Linked DNA regions of Homo sapiens: region 1 is linked to region 2. A link is a loop called in an ENCODE intact Hi-C map of the cell type or tissue named here. Cell type or tissue: adrenal gland. All regions are shown on one strand. Links, peaks and the distances in the headings refer to the core of each region. The heading gives the core; the rest is flanking DNA.

Evidence for each region. A loop is a pair of places that touch in the nucleus more often than their neighbours do. Peaks named below come from ENCODE experiments on the same cell type or tissue, not always from the same donor. Only the 100,000 strongest peaks of a DNase experiment are listed, where the experiment ranks them.
Region 1: it touches region 2 in a loop (2.0-fold over the local background); 56 of 110 quality-filtered maps call a loop at or near these places.

What each region holds. Positions count from the first base shown.
Region 1 is chr2:75,636,433-75,645,589 of GRCh38, reverse strand. No RefSeq gene overlaps it. Among named protein-coding and RNA genes, the nearest start is that of MRPL19, 5.8 kb to the left of the region's middle. In adrenal gland, for the core only: a CTCF peak has its summit at 4,881 (motif pointing left); no DNase peak of the experiment used is centred there; H3K27ac peaks cover 771 bases.
Region 2 is chr2:75,679,332-75,688,488 of GRCh38, reverse strand. GCFC2 (GC-rich sequence DNA-binding factor 2) reads left to right here. Exons shown (of 17, transcript NM_003203.5): 11 at 512-662; 12 at 8,175-8,296. LOC124906025 (a long non-coding RNA gene) reads right to left here. Exons shown (of 2, transcript XR_007087113.1): 1 at 8,637-9,157. Among named protein-coding and RNA genes, the nearest start is that of GCFC2, 27 kb to the left of the region's middle. In adrenal gland, for the core only: no CTCF peak of the experiment used is centred there; no DNase peak of the experiment used is centred there.

The DNA of each region.
Region 1 (9,157 bases), core at 961-8,960, 44 kb after region 2:
ACAAGAGCGAAACTCCGTCTCAAAAAAACAGAAAAAGAAACACACACAAAAAAAGAAATTTGGAATTTGTTATTTCAGCAGTGGTTATATAAGGATTGAACACTTAGAGTAATGTGATAATTTAACTACATAATAGTCATTCCAGTTGCATTAATGTCCCAAAGCTACCTCAAATTCAGCCTATCCATACTGAGTTCATCTTTTTCAGCTCCAGACTTCCTTCCCAGTATTGGCTATCTCAAGGAATGGCTTCAGCATCCACTCTCTTGCCTAAGCCAAAAATCTCAGTGCCATTCTTGATTCCTCCCTGTCTCCTCCTGGATGAAGTTCCAAAAACTATGCCTGACACCGTCAAATATCTCAGGAATCCATATACTTTCTCATCCTCCCATCCATATTTCCAATCTAGGTCAACATATTTTCTCTCTTCAGGATCCCTGGAGATCCCTGCAACAGCCTTCTCATTAGTCTTCTTGCCTCTGGTTACCTCCAGTCCTTCACGCAGCAACCAAAAAAAGATGGCTCAGAAATGCATACCCTGTTCTTTCCTTTCCCCAGTTTAAAGCCTTACTGTTTACTTTTGACAGAAGTCAAATGCTCATAAAAGCAACCAACCTCTGCAGCTTGGCCTCTATACTCTGACTTGCCATCCTGAAGAACATGAGCTGTTACATCAGCCTGAGGAACAGGGCCATGTTTTGAGCACAGAATTCAAGATGCTGTGAAGAAAGACAGGGCCTTCTATTTTAACTCTAGCTTCTTTGATTAGAACAAGAATTTATTCTATAAATGACAAGGAATCTCACAACCAAAATTTCAGATGAGCAATATTTTGGCTCTTCTACCTACCCGAAAAAGTAGACTTCAAGCCCTTAAGAGTAAAAGGGAGGAGAGGCAAAGATAATCATGACTGGCAGTGGTGAAGATTTTTCTGTATTAACCATGCCCAGAACACGTGGCCTTCACTCTTGCTGGGATTGGTCCTAAAGGTAGGGGCAGAGAAATAAAAGACAGACCTTCACAGGAGGACAGCAGGATTTACTAGACATTGCCAAGCCACTCCTGCTGCCCTCTCCTCTTCCACAGATGAAGGAATAGTTGTGTAGAGTTTTACAAAATTGGAAGAATGAACCTAAAGAATCTTATCTAATTTTCTCCCGTATTCTTGCTCATCCAACATATATCAGGCCGTTTTGACCTTATCTTAATTTGGAGAACAAGCTGGAGTTTAAATTATTCCAACTTAAGTTGTTATTAAACAACTTCATAGAGCAAAATCAAAGAGCACAGAGCTGGCTCAACCATTTTATGAGCTGATCACAGGAATAGAACTTTAATTATTTACTTCTGTGTTTTACACCCTTGGAAAGGAGATCATGAACATCATTACATAATGTTCAGCCAAGGGAAGAAAGTATTCCAGGCAAACTGGCTGCTTCAGGTTATTGTGACATCAGGATCCTTGTCGGTTTTGCTTGTTATTACATCCTCTATATTTAGTAGAGTATCTGGCACCCAATAAATATTTCTAAGTAAAATTAGATAGATCATTCTGATTGTACTTTAGAAAATGGCTGGGAAGCAGGAAATTATTGAAATATTCCAAAAGAGAGATGGTGCTAACCTGGAACAGAAAAAAAAAAAATGGTTCTTAAAGTGTGAGCCCTTGACTAGCAACATCAGCACAACCAGGGAACGTGTTAAAATTACAAATTCTCAGGTCCCGCCCCCAGACTTACTGAATTTAAAACTCTGGGCACAGAACCCAGTGATCTGTGCTTTAGCAAATCCTCCGGTGATTCTGATAGTTGTTCCAATTTGGGAACAATTGAGGTAGAGGCAATAGAGATAGAAAGTGGTATTTTTTTTTCTGTCTCTCCATCTATTTGTGAGGTAGAGTCAGTAAAAAAAATTTCTGAAATGTACTAACTGGAGTCTTTGAGAGAGGTTCCCATCTCTGCCTTTTCTTCTTCATGGGTAATAGGATAGAGGTATGCCTACCTCATTGGGTTGGTATAAGGATTAAATTGTGATAATGCATAAAGTTTGCAGATAAATGTATAGATCATAATAAAATTCTTTTTTTCCAACTTTACTGAGACATGATTGAAAGATAAAAATTTGTATATATTTAAGGTGTACAACATGATGATTTGATATATGTATGCAATGTGAAATGATTATCACAGTTTAGCTAATTAACATATCCTTCACCTAATTAAAAAAAAAAGCTTTTTGTAAAACTTATTTTAAAGATGCCAGCAAGAGGAAACTATAATCTGATTCATGTATTAACACATCCAAAAAAAGAATCTCCTATTCCTAGAAAACCGTAAAGATGCTACCAAAAGACGCCTAGACCTGATAAACAACTTCAGTAAAGTTTCAGGATACAAAATTAATATGCAAAAATCAGTAGTATGTCTATTCACCAACAGTGTTCAAGCTGAGAACCAAATCAAGAATGCAGTCCCATTTACAATAGCCACCAAAAACATAAAATACCTAGGAATACACCTAATCAAGGAGATGAAATCTCTACAACAAGAACTACAAAACACTGCTGAAATAAATTATAGATGACACAAACAAATGGAAAAACATCCCATGCTCATGGATTGGAAGAATCAATGTCACTAAAATGTCCATATTGCTCAAAGCAATTTACATATTCAACGACATTCCTATTAAATTACTATCATTTTTCACAGAACTAGAAAAAAAAACAATTCTAAAATTCATGTGGAACCAAAAAGAGTCCAAATAGCCAAAGCAATCCTAAGCAAAAAGAGTAAAGCAGGAGGAATGACATGATCTGACTTCACACTATACTACAAGGCTACAGTATCCAAAACAGCATGGTACTGGTACAAAAAGAAACAAACAGACCAATGGAACACAATAGAGAACCTACAAATAAAGCCGCATACCTACAACCAACTAATCTTCAACAGTCTACAAAAATTAGCAGTGGGGAGATGACATCCTATTCGATAAACGGTGCTGGGAAAACTGGCTGACCATATGCCAAAGAATGAAACTAGACCACTACCTCTCACCACATACAAAAATTAACTCCAAATGAGTTAAAGACTTACATGTACGACCTCAAACTACAAAAATCCTAGAATAAAGCCTAGGGCATACTCTTCTGGACATTCACCTAGACATAGAATTTATGATTAAGTATCACAAAGCATAGATGGAGTGGTGAGATTAAGCGTGTTCCCTGCTTTTGCAATTTTTCTAGCTACATTTTCTGTAATAGGTACATTTTGGTTTTACAATGAAAATCAATACACTATTTTAAAAACACAGCTGAGCGTGGTGGCTCACACCTGTAATCCCAGCACTTTGGGAGGCCGAGGCAGGCAGATCACAAGGTCAGGAGTTTGAGACCAGCCTGACCAACATGGTGAAACCCCGTCTCTACTAAAAATACAAAAATTAGCAGGGCATGGTGGCGTACCTGTAATCCCAGCTACTTAGGAGGCTGAGGCAGGAGAATCACTTGAACCTAGGAGGCGGAGGTGGCAGTGAGCCGAGATCGCGCCACTAGCATGCCAGCCTGGGCGACAGAGCAAGACTCCATCTCGAAAAAATAAATAAATTTAAAAAAATAAAATAAAAACACAAATGCACTGACTATGATAGTTCTTACTTCCTTTGCTTCACTCTGAGGGAAGCCAGGTACCTGTTATGAGCTGCCCTATGGAAAGGTCCATATGGCAAGGAACCAATGTCCCCAGCCAACAGCCAGCAAGGCTGCTTCTTGCCACAGGAATGAGCTGGCAAGCAGACCTTCCCTTAGTTGAGCCTTGAGTTGACTATAGCCCCAGCCAACCTCTTGATTGCAGCATTGTGAAAGACCTGGAGTCAAAATCACTCAGCTAAGCCACTTCTGGATTTCTGACCCACAGAACCGTACAATAATAAATGTTTGTTGTTTTAAGCTGCTTAATTTAGGAGCAATTTATTAAATAGTAATAGATAGTGAATAAAGGAGTGTATGTGTGGTGGGGGTGAGCTTATGTGGCAACATGAAGTTCCTTCATCCAGGCAAAATATATACTTCAAGGCCTCACAGATAATATTGACTTTGGAGAATTTGTCATGGCCTTGGGTCTGACTTTTGATTTTGGAAGCCCAGAACCTGATTTTCAGCACAGCATTAAATAGATACATCATTTAGGGCAGACTTACATGAACCAAATTTTTGAAATTGATATGACAAAACTAAATGCTAGTTTATTAACTTATAAGTGAACAAAAAATAATATGCTGACCAGAATACCAGAACATTTATGTCTTTGTGACCACGACTTTCTCTCTCGGAAGGCAAAATTTAATGTCACATATGGAAGGGGTTGCTTGATGAACATGGAACAAAGGGAGTTTAATATAGGTTTCAAGTGTTTATTGGCAACAAGCTAAGTCTCCTATTAGGGAGGATTTCATCAATGGAATCAGAGAACTTGACAACTGTTGTCTACAACTTCCTTCATTTATGTCTGCACCAGAATGGACTCATCAGTGGGCCTGGAAATTCCCCAAATTACTTGGCTAAGGCTCTTTCCTTTTCTGGCTGGGCACTGGCCAACTTCCTTTGCATTTTTCTCTACAAAATGACTAAAAAGATGCATTGATTTCATATTAAGCAGATACCTACAATGACAGAAAATGGTGAGACTAACTCACAGGAAACAGTTATAACAATCAACTTATAATGGGTAGGAGATAATGTAATATATTTGACAATGATTTTCCTCCACGTGGCTGGAAGAAAAAAAATTGTTTCTCAGCTGTGTGGAAAACATTGCACCCTCAGGGCTCTGGAAGGCAGAGTTCCACAGCATGTGTGGTTAGGCTGTCCTCTGGTGGCCACAGCACCACACAGCAACGCTGGACGGTCTAGGTCCCCTCTAGCTTTTCTCTTTTTTCCCTTATTAAAAAGTCTCTCTCTTTCCTTTCTTTTAAAAATTGGGACATCATAGTATATATTTTGGGGATACATGTGATATTTTGATACACTTATACAACCTGTAATGATCATATCAGGGTGGTTGGGATGTCCGTCAACTCAAACATTTACCTTTATGTTGGGAACATTACAATTCTCTTCTAGCCATTTTGAAATATACAGTAAATTATTGTTAACTGTAGTTTCTCCACTGTGCTATTGAATACTAGAACTTATCCCTTCTATATAAATGTATTTTTATACCCCTCAACCAACTTATCTGTGTCTCCCTGCTCCCTCAACACACATACACCCCCCCAGCTTCTGATAACCACCAGTCTATGCACTACCTCGATGAGACCCACCTTTTTAGCTCCCACATATGGTGATAATATGCGATATTTGTACTTCTCTGCCTGGATTATTTTACTTAATATAATAACCTTCAGTTCCATTCATGTTGCTGCAAATGAGATAATTTTATTCTTTTTCATGACTGAATAGAGTTCCATTGTGTATGTATATCACATTTTCTTTATTCATACATCCATTGATGGACACTTAAGCTTATTCTATATCTTGATTATTGTGAATAGTGATGCAATAAACATGGGAGTGCAGATATCTCTTTGATATATTAATCTTTTTTCTTTTGGTTATACACCCAGCAGAAGGATTATGGGATTTTATGATAGTTCTGTTTTTAGTTTGTTGAGGAACCTGCATACTCTTCTCCACAGTGCTGTACCATCCACCAACAGCACTGGGATTCCCTTTTTCTCTGCATCCTCACCAGCATCCATTATTTTTTGTCTTTTTGATAATAAGCATTCTAACTGAGGTGAGATGATATCTCATTGTGGTTTTGGTTTACATTTTTCTGATGAATAGTGATTTTGAGCATTTTTTCATATATTTGTTGGCCATTTGTATATATTCTTTGAGAAATGTCTATGCATGTCTTTTGCCCATTTTAAAATTGGATTATTTGTGGGATGTTTTTTTTTTTTGCTATTGACTTGAGTTCCGATTTTCTCCAATTCTGTAGGTTGTCTGTTCACTTTGTTAATTGTATCCTTTGCTATGCAGAAGCATTTTAGTTTGACGTAATCCCATTTGCCTATATTTGTTTTTATTGCCTGTGCTTTTGAGGTCTTACCCAAAAGATCTTTGCCCAGACCAATGTCCAGTAGTGTTTCCCCCAAATGCTTTCTTCTAGTGGTTTCATAGTTTCAGATCTTACCTATAAGTTGTCAATCCATTTTGAGTTGATTTTTATACATGGTAAAAGATGGGGATCCACTGTAGCTTTTCTACAGAGTCCCTTTAGAGTGTTTCTTTCTACAATTGAATGCCTGGCACTGCCCACCCAAGATGATAAGCTGGAGAAGAAATATTGGAGCATAAATAGAAAGTTTTATGCCATCATATTTTGCTTAGTAACCCAATTCTTACTAAGACTACATCAATACTCAGTTAAGCCTTACCACCACGTTGTAGGCTGTGTTATTCTGGAATGACGAGAAAACTGAGGATTACAGAAGAGCAATGACTTGGCAAAGGTCACACAGTACATGTGTTGGGTGTTCCACATAGTCAGCAGATAAATAACGTGTACCTACTATAAGCTAGTCACAGAAGTGGACAAAGAGAAATAATTTTCTCTGAAGACAACATTATAATACAAAATGATAATTGCTGGGAGGATGTGTGTTCTGTGGACTGCCATAGCACATGGGAATGCATTTTGCCCAGGCAAGGTCAGTTGGGAAAGTTTCTCAGAAGAAAGGAGACTTGAACTGAGTCTTGAGGATATAATACTATATATATATAACCAGGGAAGCCAGAAGAGGTTAAGACTAATCAGAATAAATTAGAGAATGTTTTCCTCCCCTCTCACCCCATGCATGAGACTCCAGTTAGAAGACAGAAGTAGAATACTGTGTTATCCTGGAGTCTTCATTATGTTGGACAACAAGTTTTGTAGAAAGCTGAAGGTTACTGCTTTGAACAATATACATATATTTTTAAACCAGCAGCAAATACTTTAAAAAAGCATTACAGATATCCTTATTACCAAAAGCAGATCCTTATAATTTTCCCTAGATTGTTCCTCCTCCTGGTTCTCAATCTCAAGAAATAGCAAATCGAACTCCCTGACCACCCTTCCAAATGGAGTCTCCTGTTATTCCTGTTTTCTATTTTCATAGTACTTAGCATACATGATAGATATATTTTCAGTGGTTTGTTTGCTGCTTTTTCATTTTCCTCCCCTGCTCAACTGTAAGTCTTAAAAATCAGGAATCCAGCTTGCTTTATTTGTTTGCATATTACCTGAGCAGAAAATGAGAGTGGGAGGTGGGCTGGGTTTAGGGAATGAGGGAATTTGGAAGTCATAATAATGAGTGTAAGCTTCTTCAGGAGGGCACTGAGGAGTGTTCAGATAATTTTTTAAAAAAGAATGACAAGGCCAGGCTTACATCTCAGAAAGTTTCCTGTCACTGCAGAGTGGAGAATGGGCTGGAGCTGCAGCTTATGGAGCTAATTTAAGAGGTAGAGGCAGTGATCCCTGCAAGATGTGACAGTGCTCTCGACTCAGATGCCTGGGGCTGAATGAGAAGTGGTGGTAGAAGTGGGCGCTGAGGACAGGGAATTAACAAGCCCTGGTGATTGACAGGTTATGGGGGAAGCCCCCGGACTCCTTCCTGGGAATTTGGTGGATGGTGGCATTTCTGTGAGATAGAGGATGGGAGAAGGAGCAGATTTGTGGGAACAGGCTGCATGTGTGCTGGAAACATTGAGCTTAGGGTGCATGTCTGTCACATGCAAGGAAAGAAGTCCACTAGAGGGCTGGAAGTGAGCCTGAAGTTGAGGAGACAGACCTGGGCAAGAGGGACAGCAAGTGGAGCCATCTGGATGAGGCCACACAGGAGGGGCTGTGTGTGAGAGAGGAAGGGGTCAGGACAGAGCCCTGGAGAACAGCAACTTCTAAGGGATATGTGGTTGAAATGAGCAGCAGGGATGCAGAGAAGGAGCTGTCTGAAAGAGAGTCAAAGGGAGTCGGGAAGGCAGTAAGCTGATGAGAGTGAGGTGGTAGGAGAGGGCTGGCTGACAGCCAAAGATGTCCTGAGATGCCCAGGCAGAGGAAGCTGAAAACTGGCCTTTGGATATATAATTGTTCCCTTCCACATCACTCTTTGAACTGTATGGGTCCACTTATATGCAAATTTTCTTCTCCCTCTGCCACCCCTGTGACAGCAATACTAACCCCTCCGCTTCCTCCATCTCCTCAGCCTACTCCACATGAAGACGATGAAGATGAAGACTTTTATAGTGATCCATTTCCACTTAATGAATTGTAAATATGTTTTCTCTTATGATTTTCTTAATCACATTGTCTTTTCCCTAGCTTACTTTATTGTAAGAATACCATATATAATACCTATAACATGAAATATGTGTTAATTAACTGTTTATGTTATCAGTAAGGCTATTAGTAAAGTTTTTGGGGAGTCAAAAGTTATACACAGATTTTCTTTTTTTCTTTTTCTTTTTTTTTTTTTTGAGATGGAGTTTCACTTTTGTTGCCCAGGTTGGAGTGCAATGGCACACAATCTCGTCTCACCGCAACCTCCACCTCCCGGGTTCAAGCGATTCTTCTGCCTCAGCCTCCTGAGTAGCTGGGATTACAGGCATGTGTCACCACACCCAGCTAATTTTGTATTTTTTGTAGAGACGGGGTTTCTCCATGTTGGTCAGGCTGGTCTCAAACTGCTGACCTCAGGTGATCTGCCTGCCTCAGCCTCTCAAAGTGCTGGGATTACAGGTGTGAGCCACCGCACCCGTCCTATACACAGACTTTCAACTGTGTGGGAGGGGGTCGGTGTCCCAATCCCCATATTGTTCAAGATCAACTGTAGTGCCAGAGACTTGAATGATATCATTAGTGTGAGGACTGTTTAGTTTTTAGTGTTGGTACTATTTAGTTTCCATTTATTGCCAGTTTTTATGTATTTATTACCTTTACCTTTTAGGGAGGGCACAGGAGTTGAGGAATAAAACATTGAGTATGGATGTTACAGAGTAATTTGCTGAGATAGAGGTTCATTGGTTTTAGCATTCCCCAAGCTGATCCCTAGGCAGGTCTCCTTCAAGTTTCTAAAAATATGAGTTGGTGGGTTCCTCCTTCCTACCCAC
Region 2 (9,157 bases), core at 102-8,101:
ATTTGACTGACTAAAAGAAAAAAAAAGAAGTATGAACTCAGCAACTGCCTACTGTGTAATAGGACCTTTAACTAAATCACATACAAATTACATATTTATGCTTAGTGAATTGAAGGGGCCAGAAATAAACTTTGCTTGAAGTGGATGAATTTTTTTTATAAACAAATTCCATGGCTGTTTCAAGTGCCTAACAAATTTGTATTTTGCTCCAAGCAGAGTACTTGCCATGTGGTAGGGTCTAAAGGCTCCGGCACACACTAGGTAGTTGTTGAGTGTTTGTTGTGTGATTGAATGCATGAAATGCAGCTTCTTCTTATGTTACTTAGACACCATGTCTCAGTCATGCTGTCCTGCAATCCTGCCTAGCCTTGGTGGTCTAGTGTTAAAATAGGGAATTAATCTCTTCTGATCCTTAGAAAAGCTCTGGTGATTATTGAAAAAAATAATAACTATTTAAAAATACACTAATGTTGAAAGATTTCTTTATAACTTTTGTAATTTTCTTTGTAAGTTGGAATCCACAGGTTTAAAAGAGATGCCATGGTTCAAATCTGTAGAAGAATTTATGGATAGCAGTGTGGAAGATTCAAAGAAGGAAAGTAGTTCAGATAAAAAAGTCTTGTCTGCAATCATCAACAAAACAATTATTCCCCGACTTACAGGTACTGCTTCGTAACCTTGGTAAAATTAAATTATTTTCTGACAGAGTATATAAGGTTGTTAATTTCTGTTATATTCACAAAGTTTTTTCATAAGTTTTTAATCTCAAGGAAATGTTATATGTAGTAAAAATCAACAGCTGTCAAATGTAAGGTGGTTAAAAAATTTGTGTTTGTACAGGTGGTTGGCTACCAAACTGCTAATACTCAGATTGATCACTAATCCTCATCTGACGTATCATCAGCAGTTCCAACAGTTGACCCTTCTTTCTTCCTAGAAACACTGTCTTTACTTGGCTACCAAAATACCACACTCTTAGTTTCCTGCCCACCTCTCTGGTCTTTGCTGTCTGCTTGTCACCTCTTTGACTTCCAAGTGCTACAGTATCTCTGGATTCAGGTCACTTACCTTCTCTGTTCTATTTACTTCAGTCACTTAGTATTTAAAGTCAGTTTAGTGTTTGTGGCATTCCCGCTGCTTTTATGGCACTTCAGTCATTTTTTAGCACACTTCCATCCATACTACATGTGTCCTTTTTTCCCCTTAACTTCTCTAATTGTGTTTCTTATCCTTTTCTTTAAAACCATTGCTTCATCTGGGAGTGGTGGTTCATGCCTGTAATCCTGGAACTTTAGGAGGCCAAGGCAGGTAGATCACCTGAGGTCAGGAGTTCAAGACCAGCCTGGCCACCATGGCGAAACCTCGTCTCTACTAAAAATACAAAAAACTAGCTGGGTGTGGTAGCAGGCACCTGTAATCCCAGCTACTCAGGAGGCTGAGGCAGGAGAATTGCTTAAACCTGGGAGGCGAAGGTTGCGGTGAGCCGAGATCGTGCCATTGCACTCCAGCCTGGGTGACAAGAGTGAAACTCCGTCTCAAAAAAAAAAAAAATTGCTTCATTTCACTCACATTTGCCACTAGCAGCTATGAGCACTTAACATTAATGCTTGTGCTTCAGACCTTAGCATGAAGTCTTTTGTTTTACCTGTGTACTTGATAAGGATCCGTTTCACTATGTCACTGAGAAAGAAATTTGACAGCAAAGACTGCAAAACTCTTATTTAATTTTTTGTGTGTTTGTTTTTGAGACAGGGTCTTCCTCTGTCACCCAGACTGGAGTACAGTGGTGTGAACATTGCTCAAGTCAGTCTTGAATTCCTGGGGTCAAGTGATCCTACTGCCTCAGCCTCCCAATTAGCTAGGACTCCAGGCGCGTGCCACCATACCCAGCTAATTTTTAAAAGATTTTTTTAGAGACAGGGTCTTGCTCTGTTGCCCAGGCTAGTCTCAAACTCCTGGCCTCAAGAGACCCTTCCCCTAAGCTTCCCAAAGCACTGGGATTATAGGCATGAGTCACCATGCCCAGCCTAGAAGTTGGAAGCAATTAGCCTTATAATTGCTTCTTAGGCAACTTGATTATAAGATTTTGGCTGGGTGGAGTTGCTCATGCCTGTAATCCCAGCACTTTGCAAGGCCGAGGCAGAAGGATCGCTTGAGCACAGGAGTTCCAGACCAGCCTTGGCAACGAGGTGAAACCCCATCTCTATTTATAAATTTAAAATTTAAAAAAAATAAAAAATAAAAACTTTCAAGATTTTATTTCAATGAAACTTATGGTGCATTTGTGGGGTGTGTTAGAAAGTTACTATTTTTAACTAACTCTACTAATGATAGAATGCATGTGCCTAGTTTAAGCACTCTGCTGAAAAAATCTAAATACTAATGATGAAACAGTCCCACAAATAAGTAGCTTTGTGAGAAATTAACACTGACTGAGTCCAAATAGTGATTGAATTCTACATATATTTCAAAGATAGCACTAACAGAATGTGCTAATGGATTGGTTGTGCAGCAAGAGAGAAAGAGAGGAATCAAGAATGGGTCCATTGAGGAATTGGCCTGAGCAACTGGAAGGACAGAGGTGCCATTTCCTGAAATGAAAAAGTCTGACAGGAGTAAGCTTAATGTGGGGAGCTGTATTAGCATAGCAGCTCAGTTTGGGACATGTTGATTTTGAAGTACCTGTAATCTAAGTGGACATGTCAAGTCAGTTGTTGAATACATGAGTCTTAAAGGGGGAGGTCCAGTCAGAAGGTATAAGTTTGGAATTTATCCACATGACATTTATTGATGGCATTTAATGTATAAAATTGACTTTGAATACCAAGCGAGTGAATATAAACCGAAAAGAGAAGGTAAGTGACCTGAATCCTGAGATACTATAGCACTGGGAAGTCAAAGAGATGACAAGCAGACAGCAAAGACCAGAGAGGTGGGCAGGAAACTAAGAGTGTGGTATTTTGGAAGCCAAGTAAAGACAGTGTTTCTAGGAAGAAAGAAGGGTCAACTGTTGGAATTGTTGATGATAAGTCAGATGAGGATTAGAATCAATCATTGGAGTTTGCTATGTGAATGTCATCTGTGATTTGCTAAGAGCGCATTAGGTAGGCTGATAAGAGATAAGGCCTAATTAAAGGGAAAGCAAGAACAAGTGAGAAGAGAGAAACTGGAGATAGAAGTTTAGATAGTACTTTGAGGAATTTTGTTGTAAAAGATAGGAGGGAAATGGAACAATACTAGAGGAGGAAGTAGGGCTAAGGGGGATTTTTTGTTTGTTTATTATTATACTTTAAGTTCTGGGGTACATGTGCAGAACGTGCAGGTTTGTTACATAGGTGTACACGTGCCATAGTGTTTGCTGCACTCATCAACTTGTCATCTACATTAGGTATTTCTCCTAATGCTATCCCACCCCAGTCCCCTGACCCCCAAAAGGCCCCGGTGTGTGATGTTCCGCTCCCTGTCCATGTGTTCTCATTGTTCAGCTCCCACTTATGAGTGAGAACGTGCAGTGTTTGGTTTTGTGTTCTGGTGTTAGTTTGCTGAGAATGATGGTTTCCAGCTTCATCCATGTCCATGTCCCTGCAAAGGACATAAACTCATCCTGTTTTATGGCTGCATAGTATTCCATGGTGTACATGTGCCACATTTTCTTAATCCAGTCTATCATTGATGGGCATTTGGGTTGGTTCCAAGTCTTTGCTATTGTGAATAGTGCCACAATAAACATACATGTGCATGTGTCTTTATAGCAGCATGAATTTATAATCCTTTGGGTATATACTCAGTAATAGCATGGCTGGGTTAAATGGTATTTCTAGTTCTAGATCCTTGAGCAGTCGCCACACTGTCTTCCACAATGGTTGAACTAGTTTACAGTCCCACCAACAGTGTAAAAGTGTTCTATTTCTCCACATCCTCTCTTTTAATTGTGATGTTAGGATGTCGATTTTAGATCTTTCCTGCTTTCTGTTGTGGGCATTTAGTGCTATAAATTTCCCTCTACACACTGCTTTAAATGTGTCCCAGGGATTCTGGTACGTTGTGTGTTTGTTCTCATGGTTTCAAAGAACATCTTTACTTCTGCCTCCATTTCTTTATTTACCCAGTAGTCATTCAGGAGCAGGCTGTTAAGTTTCCATATAGTTGTGCGGTTTTGAGTGAGTTTCTTAATCTTGAGTTCTAATTTGATTGTACTGTGGTCTGAGAGACTGTTTGTTATGATTTCCATTCTTTTGCATTTGCTGAGGAGTGTTTTACTTCCAATTATGTGGTCAGTTTTAGAATAAGTGTGATGTGGTGCTAAGAAAAATGTATATTCTGTCGATTTGGGGTGGAGAGTTCTATAGATGTCTATTAGGTCTGCTTGGTCCAGAGCTGAGTTCAATTCCTGGATATCTTTGTTAATTTTCTGTTTCATTGATCTGTCTGTTATCGACAGTGGGATGTTAAAGGCTCCCACTATTATTGTGTGGGAGTCTAAGTCTCTTTGTAGGTCTCTAAGAACTTGCTTTATGAATCTGATCTGAGTGCTGCTGTATTGGGTGCGTATTTATTTAGGATGGTTAGCTCTTACTGTTGCACTGATCCCTTCACCATTATGTAATACCCTTCTTTGTCTCTTTTGATCTTTGCTGGCTTAAAGTCTGTTTTATCAGAGACTAGGACTGCAACTCATGCTTTTTTTTCTTTTTTCTTTTTTTTTTTTTTTTTTTTTGCTTTCCATTTACTTGGTAAATATTCCTCCATCCCTTTATTTTGAGCCAGTGTGTGTCTCTTTACATGAGATGGGTCTCCTGAATACAGCACATTGATGGGTCTTGACACTTTATTCAATTTGCCAGTCTGTGTCTTTTAATTGGGGCTTTTAGCCCATTTACTTTTAAAGTTAATATTGTTATGTGTGAATTTGATCCTGTCATTATGATGCTAGCTGGTCATTTTGCTCATTAGTTGACGCAGTTTCTTCATAGCGTTGATGGTCTTTACAATTCGGTATGTTTTTGCAGCGTCTGGTACCAGTTGTACCTTTCCATGTTTAGCGCTTCCTTCAGGAGCTCTTGTAAGGCAGGCCTGGTGGTGACAAAATCTCTCAGCATTTGCTTGTCTGTAAAGGATTTTATTTTTCCTTTGCTTATGAAGCTTAGTTTGGCTGGATATGAAATTCTGGATTGAAAATTCATTTCTTTAAGAATGTTGAATATTGGCCCCCAGTCTCTTGTAGCTTGTAGGGTTTCTGCAGAGAGATCCGCTGTTAGTCTGATGGGCTTCCATTTGTGGGTAACCCAACCTTTCTTTCTGGCTGCCCTTAACTTTTTTTCCTTCATTTCAACCTTGGTGAATCTGACAATTATGTGTCTTGGGGTTGCTCTTCTCGAGGAGTATCTTTGTGGTGTTCTCTGTATTTCCTGAATTTGAATGTTGGCCTGCCTTGCTGTGTTGGGGAAGTTCTTCCGGATAATGTCCTGAAGAGTGTTTTCCAACTTGGTTCCATTCTCCCCATCACTTTCAGGTACACCAATCAAACATAGATTTGGTCTTTTCACATAGTCCCATATTTCTTGGAGGCTTTGTTTGTTTCTTTTCACTTTTTTCTCTAAACTTGTCTTCTCGCTTTATTTCATTGAGGTGATCTTCAGTCTCTGATATCCTTTCTTCCACTTGATCGATTCAGCTATTGATACCTGTGTATGCTTCACGACATTCTCATGCAGTGTTTTTCAGCTTCATCAGGTCATTTGTATTCTTCTCTAAACTGGTTATTTTAGTTAGCAATACCTCTAACCTTTTTTCAAGGTTCTTAGCTTCCTTCCATTGGGTTAGAACATGCTCCTTTAGCTCAGAGGAGTTTGTTATTACCCACCTTCTGAAGCCTACTTCTGTCACTTCGTCAAACTCATTCTCCATCCGGTTTTGTTCCCTTGCTGGTGATGAGTTGTGATTCTTTGAAGAACGGGCATTCTGGTTTTTGGAATTTTCAGCCTTTTTGCACTGGTTTCTCCCCATCTTTGTGGATTTATCTACCTTTGGTCTTTGATGTTGGTGACCTTCAGATGGGGTCTCTTAGGGTACATCCTTTTTGTTGATGCTGATACTATTCTTTTCTGTTTGTTAGTTTTGCTTTTAACAGTCAGGCCCCTCAGCTGTAGGTCTGCTGGAGTTTGCTGGAGGTCCACTCCAGACCCTGTTTGCCTGGGTATCACCAGCGGAGGCTGCAGAACAGCAAAGATTGCTGCTTGTTCCTTCCTCTGGAAGCTTCGTCTCAGAGGGTCATCCGCCAGATGCCAGGCAGAGCTCTCCTCTGTGAGGTGTCTGTCGGCCCCTACTGGGAGGTGTCTCCCAGACAGGATACACAGGGGTCAGGGACCCACTTGAGGAGGCAGTGTGTCCCTTAGCAGAGCTCGAACACTGTGCTGAGAGAACCACTGCTGTCTTCAGAACTGTCAGGCAAGGACGTTTAAGTCTGCTGAAGCTGCGCCCACAGCCACCCCTTTCCCCAGGTGCTCTGTCCATGGAAGATGGGGGTTTTATCTCTAAGTCCCTGACTGGGGCTGCTGGCTTTTTTCAGAGATGCTCTGCCCAGAGAAGAGGAGTCTAGAGAGGCAGTCTGGCCGCAGTGGCCTTGCTGAGCTTCGGTGGGCTCTGCCCAGGTCGAACTTCCCGGTGGCTTTGTTTACACTGTGAGGCATAAACCGGCTACTGAAGCCTCAGCAGTGGCGGACACCCCTCCGCCTACCAAGCTGAAGCATCTCAGGTTGGGCTCAGACTGCTGTGCTGGCAGTGAGAATTTCAAGTCAGTGGATCTTAGCTTGCTGGGCTCCGTGGGGGTGGGACCCACCAAGCCAGACTACTTGGCTCCCTGTCTTCAGCCCCTTTTCCAGGGTGGTGAATGGTTCTGTTTCTCTGGCGTTCCAGGTGCCACTGGGGTATGAAAAAATAAAAATTAAAAAAAAAGCCTGCAGCTAGTTTGATGTCTGCCCAAACAGCCACCCAGTTTTGTGCATGAAACCCACAGCCCTGGTGGGGTAGGCACTGGAGGGAATCTCCTGGTCTGCCGGTTGCGAAGACCGTGGGAAAAACACAGTATCTGGGCTGGAGTGCACTGTTCCTCCTGGCACGGTTTCTCGTGGCATCCCTTAGATAAGGGAGAGAATTCCCCAACCCCTTGTGCTTCCCAGGTGAGGCAACACCCAACCTTGCTTCAGCTCACCCTCTGTGGGCTGCACCCACTGTCCAACCAGGCCCAATGAGATGAACTGGGTACCTCAGTTGGAAATGCAGAAATCACCGGCCTTCTACGTCCATCTCGCTGGGAGCTGTAGACTGGAGCTGTTCCTATTCGGCCATCTTGGCAGCCTCCTTACACTGAGGGGGATTATTTTTAATACAAGATAAATAGTTGTTTGTAGGGTGATGGAAAAAATCTAGTACAAGTGATGTCAATACCAAAGTGGAAGGACAGTGTTCTGGGAACAGGATCTTAGACTAAGCCAAAAGGCTTGGGATCTCATCCACAAAATAAACAGTTTGCCTGAAGTGGTGGGAGTGTGGGTGCCTCATCCATAGGAATAGGAGACAAGTTAGAGCATATCGGCACAGATGTAGGTAGGTGTGTAGATGCTGTGGTAGGAGCTTCATAGTGCTGCTTTTCTGATTGCTTCTATTTTCTTAGCAAATTAGGAAGTAATTAGCTGAAAGAGAATGCAAGGGAGTAGAAAAAATAAAGTAGGAAATAATCATCTAGAAGGAAAAAGTCCATCAACTGAGAGAGAGATAACGGAGAGGGGAGAAGGTATGAAGTAATCATCTAGGTGAGAGGGAGAGTGAATGGACCTGAGAGACAGAGAGAGAGAGAGGCTCACTCAAGTTGTATAGTGATCAAGTTAATGTGTTTGTTTTTCCAGCCACTTTTTATCTGCATGGTTGCAGGCAGAGACTCAGTGACAAGGTGAACTTAACTATAAAGAGCTGTAGTTTAGCCAGAGGAGTTTAACAAAGCCCAAGAAGAACAAGGAAATTGAAGATGTATGCAAATATGTAATGGTAATAATTGGCCATGGAACTTAAACTGAATAAGGAGGGAAGTAGTGTTTGTTAAAGGTCTTGATTATTTGTATATGAAAAGCAAAACAATCTAGTAAATACATTGTGTACCACTGAAATATTTGTTTCAGACTTTGTAGAATTCCTTTGGGATCCTTTGTCAACCTCACAGACAACAAGTTTAATAACACATTGCAGAGTGATTCTTGAAGAACATTCCACTTGTGAAAATGAAGTTAGTAAAAGCAGACAGGTAATAATTTCTAGAGTTGCGAACTCCATGATCTATCTCTAAATCATTATAATTTTCTTACAGATCTTGGTTTATAAAAGATGCAGAAGTGATTATCAGAAAACTGTTTGGGGGAAAACATATTTACTTTTGATTTATAGAAACTAGACTTTTTCTCAGACTGCACTGAGATGAAAAAAAAATTTTTTAAACTGGACTTGGCTATTTTTTATCTTTATAATAATAAGATGAAAGAATATACCTTGATACTTCTCAACACTGTGATAGGAGTGGTAATCATTTTAAATTATAGACATACATGTAAGGACCCAGATTATGACTTTCATTCCTATTAGCTTACTTTTCTCTGTTCAGTGATCTGATTTGTGTTCTCATGGCCCAGGCAGCCATCTTTCAGGATTATGAATATACACTGGCCCTGCAGAGATGAACCGGTATAAATTCATTAGTGCAAATTCATTTCTTCTAAAGGAAGACAACAATACTCATTACCTTTGTTCTTTTGGCAAAAATCCAGTGGCATTGTGGCTTTGCTTGAACAATGGTTTCAAAATTAGACTGACACTTATTGTATTAACTAGTTATTTGTAGTCTACCAAATAATAGTAGTCTCTTTAAGGATTCAAAGTTCAGTAAAACAGATCTTAATCTTACAATGATCTAGAATTGAATTCAGTGAACATAAGACATATTGGGGAACTTTTTAGAGTGATGTTGCTGAGAATCTTCTCACTCTTTCATTGTAGCATTTTTTTTTATTGTTTGTTGATGAGATTGTAGATTCATGCAGTTTTATGAGTAAACCAATTTTAGGTTGAGCTTTAGGAAATTAAGGAGAAATTGACAGACTGGAGAATGCCC